Linked DNA regions of Homo sapiens: region 2 is linked to region 1. The links are chromatin loops, found by intact Hi-C in ENCODE. Cell type or tissue: HCT116. All regions are shown on one strand.

What was found. A loop is a pair of places that touch in the nucleus more often than their neighbours do. Peaks named below come from ENCODE experiments on the same cell type or tissue, not always from the same donor. Only the 100,000 strongest peaks of a DNase experiment are listed, where the experiment ranks them.
Region 2: a loop joins it to region 1, with 2.6 times the contacts of the local background. A loop is called at or near these places in 3 of 110 quality-filtered maps.

What each region holds. Positions count from the first base shown.
Region 1 is chr10:90,316,495-90,324,494 of GRCh38, reverse strand. No RefSeq gene overlaps it. Among named protein-coding and RNA genes, the nearest start is that of LINC02653, 220 kb to the left of the region's middle. RefSeq lists enhancers at 4,014-4,747, 4,748-5,483. In HCT116, no CTCF peak of the experiment used is centred here; a DNase peak (open chromatin) is centred at 4,784; H3K27ac peaks cover 5,283 bases.
Region 2 is chr10:90,224,184-90,232,183 of GRCh38, reverse strand. No RefSeq gene overlaps it. Among named protein-coding and RNA genes, the nearest start is that of LINC01375, 270 kb to the right of the region's middle. In HCT116, no CTCF peak of the experiment used is centred here; DNase peaks (open chromatin) are centred at 4,773 and 5,410; H3K27ac peaks cover 5,550 bases.

The DNA.
Region 1 (8,000 bases):
AGAGGGACAGGAGAAAGGCAGCAGAAGCAGATTTGAAGGACACCTGTACATGCCTCTCCCATCTTCAGCAAGATTCATAAAGAAACAGAGTATTTTTAAAAAAGAAAATAAAAAACATTGTGGAGTTGCAGTGAGAGGAAAAGGCTATTTAGAGAACATTGTCAAAAGGAGATTGGCCATGAGTTGAAGTCCCAGCTCATCTATTTAATAGATAAATGATCTTGTACAAGTTATTTTCCCTCTCTGTGGCGCAGTTTCCCCATTTGTAGTAGGGAAGCAATCATCCTGCTTAATTGGTACTTACTTCACAGGCACTGAGAACAGCTGTTCAGCCAGAGAGATCTCTGGGGAGGCTCCTAATGGACAGAGACTATGTGGTTCTTCTGAGCAAACTAAAAATAAAATAATCAATAGCTTTGTATTGGGAATTGATTACAAAGATATTTCAAATCTCTGAGAGTTCAAGTAAGAAGAGTTTGTACTGAAAAGTATAAATATAAAGTTCTGGCATGGGGACAAGATGAACCCTCTGTCTAGCACATTTCATTTAGGAGTATAGAATGGTTAGCTTTGGTAGAGGAACTAGTCAGAGAAAGGTATGTATCATACCATGAGAAGTAATAGGAAGGGGCCTGCAAATCACATATTCATTCATCCATTCACTCATTCATTCATTCATACATTGAGCATTTACTGAGTATCTACTACCTGTGTTAAGTGCTAGAGTTATATCAATGAACAAAATTCCAACCTATAGTTGGGTAGAGGAGCCAGTCATTTGACAAATAAGTGCATATATAATTTAATTTTAATAAATGTGTCTCTGAGAAGCACACTATACACGGAATACATAAAATCAAAACCCTGAGAGTTTACAAAAAGTTTCCCAAAATCCAAGTTGAGATAAAAAAGATGAATAAAAATTGATCAAGTGAATAAGAAAGAAAAGAAAATTCCAGACAATGAGATGAACATGTGGGAAGACCCTGATCCCAGAGACAGACTGGTATCTGTGGGAAACTGAAAGTTGATCAGACAGTAGATTCAGAGGAGCATGTGCATGCAGGAGAATCATTTCAAACAAAGCTGAAAAAGCAGGCAGCAAAAATGTGTGGAAGGGTGAAGGGGTAAGGACCTATCAATGGCTGCTGTAAATTCAATAGATAAATATAAATTTTGTTTGTAACATTTAGGAGCAAAGTGGCTAAGGTATGAAAATTTCCCAGGACCCTTAAACTAAAACAAAGGGAACCCAGTCTGCCCTGACGCATGGCCACGTGGGACAGGGACAGAGAGAAAGATCTATGCAAAGAACATCTGTGCAGATGAGTGCAGAGAAGATCCTCAGATTATAAGGAAACAGAATACAGGGAGCTGAAGCTTTTCCTAGAAAAAAGAGATGAAAACCATTTGGCTTTGTGGGAGGAGATTATAGAAAAAACTAAGACAAAACTGAAATACTGCAAGAAAAAGTGAGGAGAAGCACAGATAGCTGAGGAGTAAAAAGAAATAGTTTTCTGACATAAAAATTTCTAGAGGGGAAGCAGGCCAATTCTTCTCCCCTAAGATTCTTAGAAATAGGAGGGAAAAAGCTACAAGACTGAGAAAAGTAGGTTAGTAGGCCCCGTTTACAAGAATCTTAAAATGCAATAATAAAATGGTAGTGGCTAACATTTTGACCATTTACTGTAGGCAAGGAGAACTATCTATATTATTGTGTTTAATCCATCTAGCAACCTGGTACCCAACCTGATTAGGCACCATGATTGCTTCCCTATTACAAATAAGAAACTGAGCCATAGAGAGGGGAAATATAACTGTCCAAGATCATTTATGTTTTAAGTAGATGAGCTGGGACTTAAACTTGTTGTGACTCTAGAGCTTGGTAAATAATACTTTACTGGCTTTCTACATTGCCTTCCCTAGAAAGGAGGAAATTGTACAAAGACAATGGTAGATTGAAGAGCTTCAGATTCAAGAAGAAAGGAATAGTGAAGAGGAGTTAACAAAAAGCTTGGCAGACATTTATCAATTCATCACACGAGGGTCATAGATTATTTCTAGTTGGATGGTCCAGGACACTAAGATGGATTCTTTCAGTGCTAGTATTTTTTAAATACGAAGTTCACACATTCATGAGATCCAGTTAGTCCAGGTCTTCTTTTCTAGCTTAATACAGTGCAAAAATGTACCATCAAGAGTTATGGAAGAGGATAAAAAAACACATTTCCTCAGCTGGCCTTTTGGAAAGGTGATGAACTCCTGTTTTCAGAAAGCCCGACTTTGCATCCTTTTGGCCAGATTTCTCACCAACTGACTAGAGAACAGACTGAGTTTTTTAAAAAATAATTTTCCCTTTCATTTTTAATAATAGTTATAACATTTTATGACTTTTCTTACAAGCTCCGCTAACTGAAGGGAAAATTACAAGTTTAGATGATAAACTTATAAGAATAATGTCAAAGTAACATGGGGATGACTAGGGATCAGTTTTGGTGCTGTTTAGTATACTTACATTTGCTTGTGTGCAATCAACCTTTTTATGTGGTGACATCTATTTGCAGGTAATACTAAGTCTCAGGTACCTAAATCTACAATGGCATTAAAATGTGATTGTCTTTATTGATCCAAGGGAAATAGTCTTGATACTGACTTAGTAGTAAATTAGAAAATTGTTCCTTGGTAGTAAATCAGAAAAATAAAAAACACAAATGAGTTTTATATTTTTTGATATCCTGAGCCACACTCAACATGAACATGGTTGCTGAAGAAAGCTAAAAGTTTAATTTCATGTGAGTTCTTCAGGCAACATATTATTCAGAATTTTTCTTATTTCACAATCCCTTACCATTCAGCTGATTCTTTGGATGCCTTTGCTCATTCACTCAGTATGCTGGTGATGCACCAGTAAGCACAGTCCATACCAATGAGACGTTAGCAGTCTGAGGGAGGATCTTAATGTCTCTTAATATTTCTTAAAATAATTAAATATTTCCATGGCAAATTTTTTACTGTTGTACAATGTTTCAGAATTCAGCTCCTAACCAATAATAAGTTATGATTCTATTATTCCTTCAGAAACAAACAAGCATCATTTCTAGAAAGGTGGGTAGGTGTCCGCCATAATAAAATGCCCTAAACTGGATGACTCACAGTTGTAGAGACTGGAATTCCAAGATTAAGGTGCCAGCATGGTTGGTGTCTGGTGAGGGCCTTGCAGACGGCCACCTTTTTGATGTGTCCTCACATGGTGAAGACAGAGAAGTCTTTCTTTCTTCATCTTCTTTTCCCTCCTAGCTTTATTAAAGTATAATTGACAAATAAAAATTTTGTATACTCAAAGTATACAACATTATGATTTGACATACGTATATTTTTGTGTAATGATTACCACAATCAAATTAATCAACACTTCTATTACCACACATAGTTGCACTTTTGGTTTGTCCAAGAGAAGTGAGGACACTTAAGGTCTACTCTTTTAGCAAATTTCAAATAAACAATAAAGTATTAACTATAGTCACCATGCTGTATATTGGAACTTATTCATCTTAGAACTGAAAGTTTGTACTCTTCAACCAGACCAACATCTCCTCATTTCCCCCACAGCCCGGAATATGTAAGACCTGAAACTGTAAAACTCCTAGGAGGTTTATATGTTCATGCCTGTAGTTCCAGCTACTTGGGAGGCTGAGGCAGGAAGATAGCTTGAGCCCAGGAGTCTGATGCCATGGCTATGATTGTGATACTGCTCCACTAAACTCCAGCCTGGGTGACAGGGTAAGACCCTGTCTGTCTAAAAAAAAAAAAAAAGGATGGGGCAGGGGGATGCCCCTTGACATTGGCCTTGGCAAGGATTTTTTGGATATCACTCCAAAAACACAGGCAAAAAAGCAAAAAATAAGAATAAACAGACGGGACTACATAAAAGTAAAATGCTTCTTCACAGCAAAGGAAACAATCAACAAAATGAAAGGCCAACCTACAGAGTGAGAGAAAATATTTGCGAACCACATATGTGATAAAGGTTTAATATCCAAAATATATAAGGAACTCATACATCTCTTTCTCTTCTTTTAAGGCCACAGTCCTACGGGATTAGGATCCTTCCCTATGACTTCATTTAACCTTAATTACCTTCTAAAGACCCTATTTCCAGATACAGTCACACTGGGAGTTACAGCTTTAGGATATGAATTCCAGGGGGAAAGGGGGGGCATACAGTTCAGTCCATATCAGTTAAGAACGTTATAAAGGCATTTGTCCACAAATCTTTCAAATCTGATTAATTTATTAATTGGTATTAATACAAACTTGTGTTAAAAAGGACTTAAGGTCATCTGGTTTAATTTTCTCTTAAAAACGGAAACTCCTTCTCTAATCGGGGTGTTTCTAAAGAAAATACTCGAGGATTTCTTGATTTCTATGTCTCTATGTTACCTTTTATTCTTCATAAGTAAAAGTAATAATTTAATATCTTTTAAAAGTTTTTCACTATCTGAAAACACCCAAATCAACTTGCAAGGACTGCGCTTTTAAAACAGTAAGTTTTATAAGGATATATATTTTTTTTCAGTTGTATTTCTCAATTGAGTGAAAAAATATGTAGTATTAAATCTCTGTTCTCTTGCTTCACTTTCCCTTTTACTCCGAGGGACAACAAAACAGTACTGGCTAACTACTCTATTAATGGTGCACTCTCCAGGAACTGCAGTCCCCACTGTGCTGCCATTACAAGTAGTCAGAAAAGGTCATTGTGACTTAAAGTGAGCGCTGCAGGTGAAACAAGCTGGATCCATGAGTCAGTGATGACTCATTCTCAGATCATTCTGCCATGCGAAGCTTAACAGCATCTGGTATGAAAAACTCCACAGACATGCCAAGTTATTCACAATTGTTTCATGTACATTATTTCCAGTCTTCAAATTTAACAAATGTTTATTATTAGTTTATCGTAAACAGGGACTGTTCTCAGTCAACAAACATTTACTGAGCTTCATCTCTGTGCACTGGATGGCACTGGGGATAAAATACAAATAGGATATGCAGTGACTTCTACAGTAATGAGAAGGAAACCCCAGAGCCTTGGCCAGTGCAGATAAAACCTGGCCTTTTCTTTGACTCCACACCAGCAGAGACTCAGACACCCACATGTTCTCCTTCATGAATACTCACAGACTTATCATTACCACCTGCTTCAGCACCATCAAGGCTCAGCTCATGGTGCCATTGATTTCTGCTTCGAATCACCAGAGCAGCCCAGACTCCCAGGTCATCCTTTATCCCTCAGATTTTTATCTTCCTGTCACTTCATACAAATAACTCCTAATCCATCGCCCATGCTACTTCAAGCTCTGAAACCCTTCCACTGTAAATTCTTAGACTCAAGATCAATCGGGAGCAAAATCTCCCGTATCTTCAGACTATTCTCTGAATGCTTCCTTTGCCATCTTGCTAAAAACTGGGTCACCCTAAGCTCACTGCTTTCCTTGTAGAACCCCTAAGTGGAGGGTATTTTCTCTCTAAAACCCTCTTGCTGCTGGTCTCTGAAGGAGATTGTTATATGCCTTCCTTGTCATCACCACTTCAGACCACTTCTCTTTCCCATTTCCTGACTTCCCCTTTCCTGCTACTGCTACACACACACAGAGCTTTACACAACAGGTCATCCAACTAGAACACCGACTGGTCCTTCTAGTTGTGCTCCTCTTCAGATCCCCAGATTACTCTCTCACTGCCTAAAGCTTTTAGAGCCTGGCTCAATGAACTCTTTCCAATTCTATTATTGCCATCATTTTTGGTGGTTTTTAATATTCATGTCGATGATCCTTTCAATGTCTTAATCTCTAAGTTCCTTGACACTCTATCTTTCAAGAATCTATCTCTCAACCATAGTTTACCCATTTACCTCCAAGGTCACACTTTTGGCTTTATTATTACCATAAACTACAAATAATCTAGTCTCATGGTTACGAAGGATTTGTACTCTGATGACCCTCAAATTTTATCGTCAGCTGCATATCTTCTCTGAAATTAAAAATTACAAACTAATTCATAATTTGCCTATATGTACCTGCTATGCTCATTCACCGCAAGAGTGTGCTAGGCCCAACAGTATTGTATTTAAAGATCAGAAAATCTTAGCTTTATTTCCAGCTCTGATACTTACCTTTATATGCAAGTTGTTGTTCCCAATTCCTCTCTGTTCCCTATAAGAGGATTATACTCCCCCTGCTTCTAGCAACAGGCTTGGATATGTGACTTGGTTTAGTGAAAGAAATATAAACAGAGTGTTTTATGCTAAGTCTTAGCAAAAGCTCTAAGAGCCATATGTGGTTCCAGCACTGCTCTTTTTTTCTCTGCCATACAACGGAGAAAGGGCTGCTTCTTCAGTGTGGATCCTGGAATCAAGAAGATGTAGGACACAGTCAAAGGTAGTTTACAACTGCACTTATGTGAGTGGGAAATAAACCCTTGTCATTGTAACCTACTGAGTTTGGGGTTCATTGCACAGCATAATCTAACAGATTTGGATGTGTCAGAGTTTCCTAATTTATGCAATGAGGACAATAATGATATAACTTTCTTGTCCATGTCAGAAAGTTGTTGATGGGATTAAGTGAGAAATACATATGAAAAATGTTTTATAAAATTCTACTATGCTATTAGCATTATTACTGGAACTGGAAATATATGGAATTTCAAGATCTAAAGTTATTTATGCTTCTTTATCCCTGCACACAAGCCATTCAATGGAAATACAGCATGTGAGATATGCTAACGTGAACAAATCATGATTTTATTCTTTCTTATTTACTAAAAAAGTAAGGCTGATGTTTAGAATATCAAGAATATTAATGAGACGTAGAAAAACTGTACCCTTAAGACTTCATTCCTTCAAGATAATGCCTGCCTACCTCTCTGCCCACACACATTTATTAGATACATCTCATTTCTTTTCTCTTTTCCTACGCTATGCCATTGTGTTGCATTTACAGGACTTCAAGGTTGTGTCTGAAGTTTTAGAACTCTGAGTTACCTGAGAGACATCCCAAGGAGCTTATGCCAGTGGGTGTGGGTGGCAGAGGCTGCGCATTGCAGAGTTACTAGGCACAAGGTTGGAAACATCATTCTGCCCCCACTTCCCTGCAGAGGAAGGGCATGCCAGTGGGCTGAGAGGAAGTGCTGCATGCTGAGATCAGTGAGCTGGTGCCTGTTGGGGAGGCGTGTATGTCATTTCATTAATCTTCACCTCAACCTTACCATGTTTGTGCCATTATTCCCATTCTGCAAATGAGAAAATTGAGGCTTTACATGTTGGAGGTTTTTGTATCAGTTGGTAAGAGCCAGAAATGGTTCCACAACCCAAGGCTTTCTGCTCCAAATTTCTAAGTTTTTTACTATCACGTGCTTTATCTGGACCTTTCCTTTTATATCTGGTGTCCTGGACAGTTCCAAGGTAAGTGCCCATTTTGGCCATACCATTTAAACACCTTCCTTTTTAGCATATAAATAATTCAGGCTTCAACAAGAACCTCTGGATTTTGTTTTGCGTCAGGGGATTTGAGGAGCATGCAGAGAAGGTCAAATAGTAATTATGATTCCAGTTAATGTTTCTAAAATGAAAGTTTCATTAGATATGAGAGAGAGTCTACATTTGTTCACACAGCATAGCTGAAATGTGACTGATAAGAAAATTTAAAAAATATATATAAAGAACAGAACTTTCTCTAAGCTTAGCTCTGGTAAGTATAGAAAATAAGGTAATTATTAAGAATAGGGTAAAATGGCTTCTGTAATAGAAGATAGTATTGTTATTATTCCCTGATAGGTATTTATTACTAGTTATTTGTCTCACTGAGGGACTATTCACTTCTTCTCTTCCATTTGGCTTGTGTAGACCAGTAATCCAGGTGGCTGGCCTCAATGGTTTTGATAAATAAAGAAGTCTGAGCCAGCTTCTGCTTGTGCATTTGCCTTGAAGTCACCTCAAAGATGGG
Region 2 (8,000 bases), 92 kb after region 1:
GTAGTCTTGAATGATCTTTTGTATTTCTGTGGTGTCAGTTGTAGTATCTCCCATTTTGTTTCTAATTGAGAATGTTTGGATTTTCTCTCTTCTTTTCTTGGTTAATCTTACTAATGGTTCATCAATTTTATTTATCTTTTCAAAGAATCAGCTTTTCGTTTCATTTATCTTTTGTATTTTTTTCATTTCAATTTCATTTAGTTCTGCTCTGATCTTGATTATTTCCCTTCTTCTTCTGGGTTTAGGTTTGGTTTGTTCTTGTTTTTCTAGTTCCTTGAGCTAGTGACCTTAGATTGTCTGTGCTTTTTCAGACTTTTTGATGTAGGCATTTAGGGCTATGAAATTTCCTCTTAGCACTGTCTTTGCTGTATCCCAGAGGTTTTGATATATTGTGTCACTATTGTCATTCAATTCAAAGGATTTTTAATTTCTATCTTGATTTCATTTTTGACCCAATGATCATTCAGGAGCAGGTTATTTAATTTCCATGTATTTGCATGGTTTTGAAGGTTCCTTTCGGAGTTGATTTCCAGTTTATTCCACTGTGGTCTGAGAGAGTGCTTGATATAATTTCAATTTTCTTGAATGTATTGAGGCTCATTGGGTGGCCTATCATATGGTCTGTCTTGGAGAGAGTTTCATGCACTGCTGAATAGAATGTATATTCTGTGGTTGTTGGGTAGAATGTTCTGTAAATACCTGTTAAGTCCATTTGTTCCAGGATATAGTTTAATCCATTGTTTCTTTGTTGACTTTCTGTCTTGATGACCTGTCTAGTGCTGTCAGTGGAGTATTGAAGTCCTCCATTATTTTTGTGTTGCTGTCTATCTTATTTCTTAGGTCTATTAGTAATTGTTTTAGAAATTTGGGAGCTCCAGTGTTAGGTGCATATATATTTAGGATTGTAATATTTTCCTGTTGGACAAGGCCTTTTATCATTTTATAATGACCCTCTTTGTCTTTTTTAACTGCTGTTGCTTTAAAGTTTTTTTTGTCTAATGTAAGAATAGCTCCCTCTGCTCGTTTTGGGGGTTTATTTGCATGAAATGTCTTTTTCCATCCATTTACCTTATTTGTGTCCTTATGTGTTAGGTGTGTCTCTTGAAGGCAGCAGATAGTTCATTGGTGAATTCTTACCCATTCTGCCATTCTATATCTTTTTAGTGGAGCATTTTGGCCATTTACATCCGATTTTAGTATTGAGATGGGAGGTACCATTCCATTTATTGTGCTATTTTTTGCCCGTATACTTTTTTATTGTATTTTTGTTTCTTAGGTTCTGTGAGATTTATGTTTTAAAGAGGTTATGTTTTGATGGGTTTCCAGGATTTGTTTCAAGATTTAGAGCTCCTTTTTGCAGTTCTTTAGAGCTCGCTTGGTAATGGTGAATTCTCTCAGCGTTTGTTTGTCTGAAAAAGACTGTATCTTTCCTTCACTTATGAAGCTTAGTTTTGCTGGTAATTGTTTTGTCTGAGGGGGCTGACGATAGAGCCCCAATCTCTTCTATCTTGTAGGGTTTCTGCTGAGAAATCGGATGTTAATTTGTAAGATTTTTCCTTATAGGTTACGTGGTGTTTTTTGCCTCACAGTGCTTAACAGTCTTTCCTTTGTCTTAACTGTAGATAACCTAATGACAGTGTACCTAGGCGATGATCTTTTTGTGATTAATTTCCCAGGTGTTCTTTGAGCTTCTCGTATTTGGATGTCTAGTTCTGTAGCAAGGCTGAGGAAGTTTTCCTTGATTATTCTTCCAAATATATTTTCCAAAGTTTTTGATTTTTCTTCTTCCTCAGGAACACCAATTATTCTTAGGTTTGGTTGTTTAAAATGATCCCAGACTTCTTGGAGGCTTTGTTCATATTTTCTTACTCGTTTTTTCCTTGTCTTTTGTTGGATTGGGTTAATTCAAAAATCTTGTCTTCAAGCTCTGAAGTTCTTTCTTCTGCTTGTTCCATTCTATTTCTGAGACTTTCCAGAGCATTTTGCAATTTTGTAAGTGCATCCATTTTTCCTGAAGTTTTGTTTTTTATGTATGCTATCTATTTTATTAAATATTTCTCCCTTCACTTCTTGTATCATTTTTTTTTTATTTCCTTACATTCGGCTTGGCCTTTCTCTGGTGCCTCCCTGGTTAGCTTAATAACTAACCTTCTGAATTCTTTTTCAGATAGATCCAGGATTTCTTCTTGGTTTTGATCCATTGCTGGAGAGCTAGTGTGATTTTTGGGGGGTATTAAAGAATGTTGTTTTGTCGTATTACCAGGGTTGGTTTTCTGGTTCCTTCACATTTGGGTAGGCTCTGTCAGAGGGAAGGTCTAGGACTCAAGGCTGTTGTTCAGTTTCTCTTGACCCATGGGGTGTTTCCTTTGAGGTAGTACTCTCCCTCTTTTCCTAGGGAAGTGGCTTCCTGAGAGTCAAGCTGTAGTGATTGTTATCGCTCTTCTGGATCTAATCACCCGGCAAGTCCACCAGGCTCTGGGCTGGTAGTTGGGGTTGTCTGCACAGAGTCCTGTGATGTGAACAATCTGTGGGTCTCTTAGTCATGGATACCAGGACCTGCTTCAGTGGAGGTGGCAGGGGGGTGAAATGGACTCTGTGAGGGTTCTTAGCTTTGGTTGATTAATGCATTATTTTTGTGCTGGTTGGCTTCCTGTTGGAAGGTGGTGCTTTCAAGAGAGCATCAGCTGTGGTAGTATGGAGTGGAACAGGTGGCAGGCCTAAACCTCTTTTTTTCTAAATAAATTACCCAGTCTTGAGTATTTCTTCATAGCAATATGAAAATGAATGGAGTGTATGTTGTAATCCCTTGAACAACCACTAAAAATAGTGGTTTAGCCAAAAAGCCAATAAAAAAATTATAATTAAAATATGATACATATTCAGTACTTAGGCAAGGAATGGAGATAAGAGAAAGAGAAAACAGAAGGGATAAATAAAAAAGTAATAAAATGGCAGACCTAAATCTTACCATACGAATGATTCATTAAATGTTAATGAATGAAGCACTTCCAGTTAAAGTGCAGAGATTATCAGGGGGATAAGAAAGCAAGACCCAATCAACTTAATGCTATCCTTAAGAGATGCACTTGAAATATAAAGACACAAATAACTTGAAAGTAAAGAGTTATAAAATATATATATATATATACCACAAAAACATAAAGCATTAAAAATGAGGGCATAAAACTACTAATAGAAAACATAGAGGAAATGCTTGATGACATTGGTCTGGGCAAGTATTTTTGGATAGTACTTCAAGGTCACAGGCAACAAAAGCAAAAATAGACAAATGGGATTACATCAAACTAAAAAGCTTCTGCACAGAAAAAGGAACAATCAACAGAGTAAAAAAAATCAACCTACAGAATTGGGAGAAAATATTTGCACACTATACATCTGACAAGGGATTAATATCCAAGATTTATAAGAAACTCAAACAATAGCAAAAGCAAATAACCCAGTTTAAAAGTGAGCAAAAGACTTGAATAAATATTTCTCAAAAGAAGATACACAAATGGCCAACAGGTATTGAAAAAATGTTAAACATCACTAATCATCAGGGAAATGCAAATCAAAACCACAATGAAATATCACCTCACCCCACTTAGAATGGTTATTATCCAAAATACAAAAGATAATAAGTGTTTGCAAGGATGTAGAGAAAAGGGAACCTTTACACACTATTGGTGAGAATTAAAAATTAGTGCAGCTATTATGGAAAACAGTTTGGAGGTTCCTAAAAAATTTAGAAATAAAACTACCATATGGTCTATAATCCCACTACTGAGTATATGTCCAAAAGAAAGGAAATCAGTATGCCAAAGATATATCTACACTCCAGTGTTTATTGCAGCATTATTTACAGTAGCTGAGATGTGGAATCAACCCAAATATCTACCAGTAGATGAATGGATAATGAAAATGTGGTATATATACACAATAGAATACTATTCAGCCACACAAAATAATAAAATCCTGCCATTTGTGACAATATGGATGAACCTAGAGGACATTATGTTAAGTGAAATAAGCCAGGCACAGAAAGATAATTACTGCATATTCTCTCTCATATGTGGAATCTAAAAAGTTGATCTCATCGAAGTAGAGAGTCAAATAGTGGTTACCAGAGGCTGGGATGGTTGGGAGGATATGGGAAGATGTTAGTCACAGGATGCATAATTACAGTTAGATGAGTTGGATGGGGGAATAAACTTTAAGGGGTCTATTGTACAATAAACTGATTATAGTTAATTACAATATATTGTATTCTTGAAAAATGTGAAGAGTGGATGTTAAATGCTCACCACAAAGTTGTAACTATGTGAGTAATGCATTTCTTTGCTAGCTAGGTTTACACATTCTACAATGTATATATACTTCAAAACACGATATGGTTTTATACATGATCAAAACATACAATGTTATCTGTCAATTAAAAAAAGAAAAGCTTGTTTACATGAAGCAAAAATTGAAAGAATTAAAAGGAAAAAGATAATTATATCACCATAGTTAGAGATTTCAATACTCCATTTGATAAAACAACTAGACAAAAACATCAGTAAAAACAGACAACTTGAACAACACTATCAGCTATCTTGATCTAAAAGTTAGGGAACAGTAGACCCAACATCTGCATTATAACACATTTATTTCAAAACCGCATGGTACATTCACCAAGATGAATCACAAGGAATAAAACAAATCTCATCATCAGAGGTTTGTGGTGAATGAGTGGGCGAGTGACTTTGATCAGGTAGATATGTTTCTGAAAACCCATTATGAGTGGAGCATTGTCTAGGAAATTACAAAGGAAGGTGATGACTCAGTTCTTCCCTCAAAGTTGGCATAATATAATGAGATTGGGCCAAGATAATGGTGGATACATAAGTGCCAGTGACCCAAAAATGAACTTGCCTGATCCACAGGAGCTTTATTCAGGACTGCATGCCACATATATGGAAGAAATATTTTTAGAAAACACATTAAAATTGTCTACAAGTCATTTATTTATGGTGCCAGAAATTGCAGTTAGCTGGATTTGTCTACTCCCTTTCAGGAAAATAGGAGCTTGATAATATTTATCTTCAAGGTTTCAGGTCTGAGGGCAGGCAAATTGTGAAAAATAGGAATGTTTTCTTCCTGTCTTTTACCCTCTGAGACCATGTGACCCAACAGAAATATAATGAAAACCACAAAGGCAAGCCACATATGCAATTTTAAATTTTCTAGTATCTACATTGAAGGAAATACAAAGAAACAAGAGAAATTGATTTTAGTAATACATTTTATTTAAGCTAATGTTTTAAAAAATATTACTTCAAAATGCAATAATTATAAAAGTTATAAATGAGATAATTGGCATTTTTATGTTGCCTTAATGAAATATGATGTCTGGGGGCAGGGGGTGTATGTTTTACAGTCCGTCTTAATTTGAACTAACCACATTCAAGTGCTCAAAAGTCACATGTGGTTAGTGTCTGCCATATTAGATAGCATGGCTCTAGTAAGTAGCAGAGAGAAAAAAAAACACTATTTATTTTTCTCTACTCCATCTTCTATGCTGTTAGAACCTACCTTTGAGCTAAGATGATCCATGCGCTCTCCACCCTCTAACAACACAGATGTTGCCGATTATACCAACAGGGCCAGGAAAGGAGCATAAACCCAGGTTAAGCCAGAGGAGATAGGAAGGGTCTTTTCACTGCCTTGGAGAGCCTCTGTCTTGATCTGTCCTGTCCTGTCACCATGTCAAGAACCCTTGTGTATGAATTGCAGAGAGTGTAAATTAAAATACATAAAAATTGTTAAAGCAATATAATTATCAAGAACATGGCTCTGGGAGTAAACAAACCTGTGTTTCAATGCTGGCTCTGCCACCACTAGCTTTAAGTCCCTGAAAAAGTGATCTAATTGCTCTCAGCTTCAGTTTCTTTATGTGTAAAATAGGAATTATAATAACTATTTTGTAAGATTGTTGTAAAATCCTACAGGGATATATTATACATATGTAAAATGCCCGGTGGAGTTCATAGCACACAGACACTCAATGATTGCCAATGCTGTTGTTTTGGTTGTTGCTAGTGCTCAGAGAAGAGAATTTGTTAACCAAGCACACTCCATAAAATGTATACCCTGGAGAATTTTTGTAAAATTTTTCTGACAGTGATATTAGCATAGCTGACATAGAAAATCTGACGTAATAACATTTCCAGTGATAATCTCAAAAATTATATCCAAATAAGAACAGACCTACACACATAGATATAGCTTATGTTAAAATCCTAACATTTTAAACTTGATATCAGAAAGTCCTTCCAATTATGCAAAACTTTTCACTTCTGTTTTAAATTTTAAGGTAATTCTCATAGTAACTTCCATACACTGCTGCAAATGGTACACAAACATTTCAAAAGAATTTTTAAATATGTTGCAAAGACATTATACAAAATTTAGCAGAAATGCTGCAAGTCATAGTGAAGACAAATCTTTCATGGAGAACTAAAATTGTACATAGCCAGAAATTTTAAATTTGAAAAACATATATATATATATATATATATATATATATATATATATATATATATATATATATATAAATTGAGTGCTCCGAGGGGGGAGAAGGTATTGTTAACAAATCCTTCTGAAAAATAAGTAAATTATTGAGATTAAGCAATAACTCAACAAATCAGAAGAAAATGATGAAATGGGAATGACAGAATGAGACTGGGAACAATTTCTTCAGTGTTATGAGATTAGAACTTGCTCAGCTATTACCATCTGTTGATTATAACACTGAGTTCTTGTTATTTCATAAAAAAAAAACATTTGCTCTGGGGAAAGGTTGAACCCCTAAGGCCTGGGGCTGAGGCAAGTTTAAATAGATTGCAAATATCTGCTTATAAGCTAAGTTCAGGCTGCAGTGAGGAACAGGCCAGGATTTCACACTTTTTGGTAGAAGTAACCCACAATTTGCCAGAGTGCATTGTTGGATGCTTAACATTAAAGTTTGTCTTAGTCCATTTTGTGCTACTATAACACAATATCTGAGACTGGATGATTTATGAAGAAGAGAAATGTATTTCTCACAGTTCTGGAGGATGAGAAATCAAAGATCAAGGTGCCGGCATCTGGTGAAGGCCTTCCAGCTGTGTGAATGAAGCAGAATGAAGAAGGGTAAAAGAGCAATTTCATGGTCATAAGCCCTTTTCATAGCAGACTTAATCCACACATGAACTAAACACTTCCCAAAAGGCCCACCTGTGAACACTGTAGTTGCATTGGGAATTAAGTTTCCAACACATGCATTTTGGGGACACATTCAGTCCATAGCAAAGCGTTAACTTATTAGAAATTTTAGCAGCTCTGAGATTTCTAGAGCCTGTAACATACTATGTTCATTGTGATTTTCCAAGATTCAAAAAATGTATTAGTGTTTCCCAAACATAGGCGACCACAATGCTCGTGTTTCTTGGAGCATTTAGAAAAGCAGGCTACTGTTTCATAGACACATTTTTGAGACTCATGGCTACTGTCAGATAAACAGACACAGCCTAAAGTCTGTCTCATAAAACTGCCTCATAATCCCCGCTCCACCTCTTCCCATACCAACACACATCAGATATAGTTTTATGATGAATTACATAAAAATTTACCAAATGATTTTTTCCTAAAATTTAGTTGCAATGCTTTTTATGACATATTTGCCATCTATTGTCATGTAACAAATCCTCAAAATTTCGCAGTTTAAAATGACAGACACTAATTATCTCACATTTTCTGTCAGTCAGGAATCTGGGCACCACTTAGTTGGGTGTTTCTGACTCAAGCTCTTTCATGAGCTATAGTCAAGATGTTAGGCAGAGCTGCAGTCTCATGTGGATGAGATGACTGAGGTCAGTTAATTTGTGTACAAGCTCATTCACATGGCTGTTGACAGGCCTTGGTCACTCACCCCATGGGCTACTCCATAGGACTGCCCTACAATATGGCAGCTGGCTTCC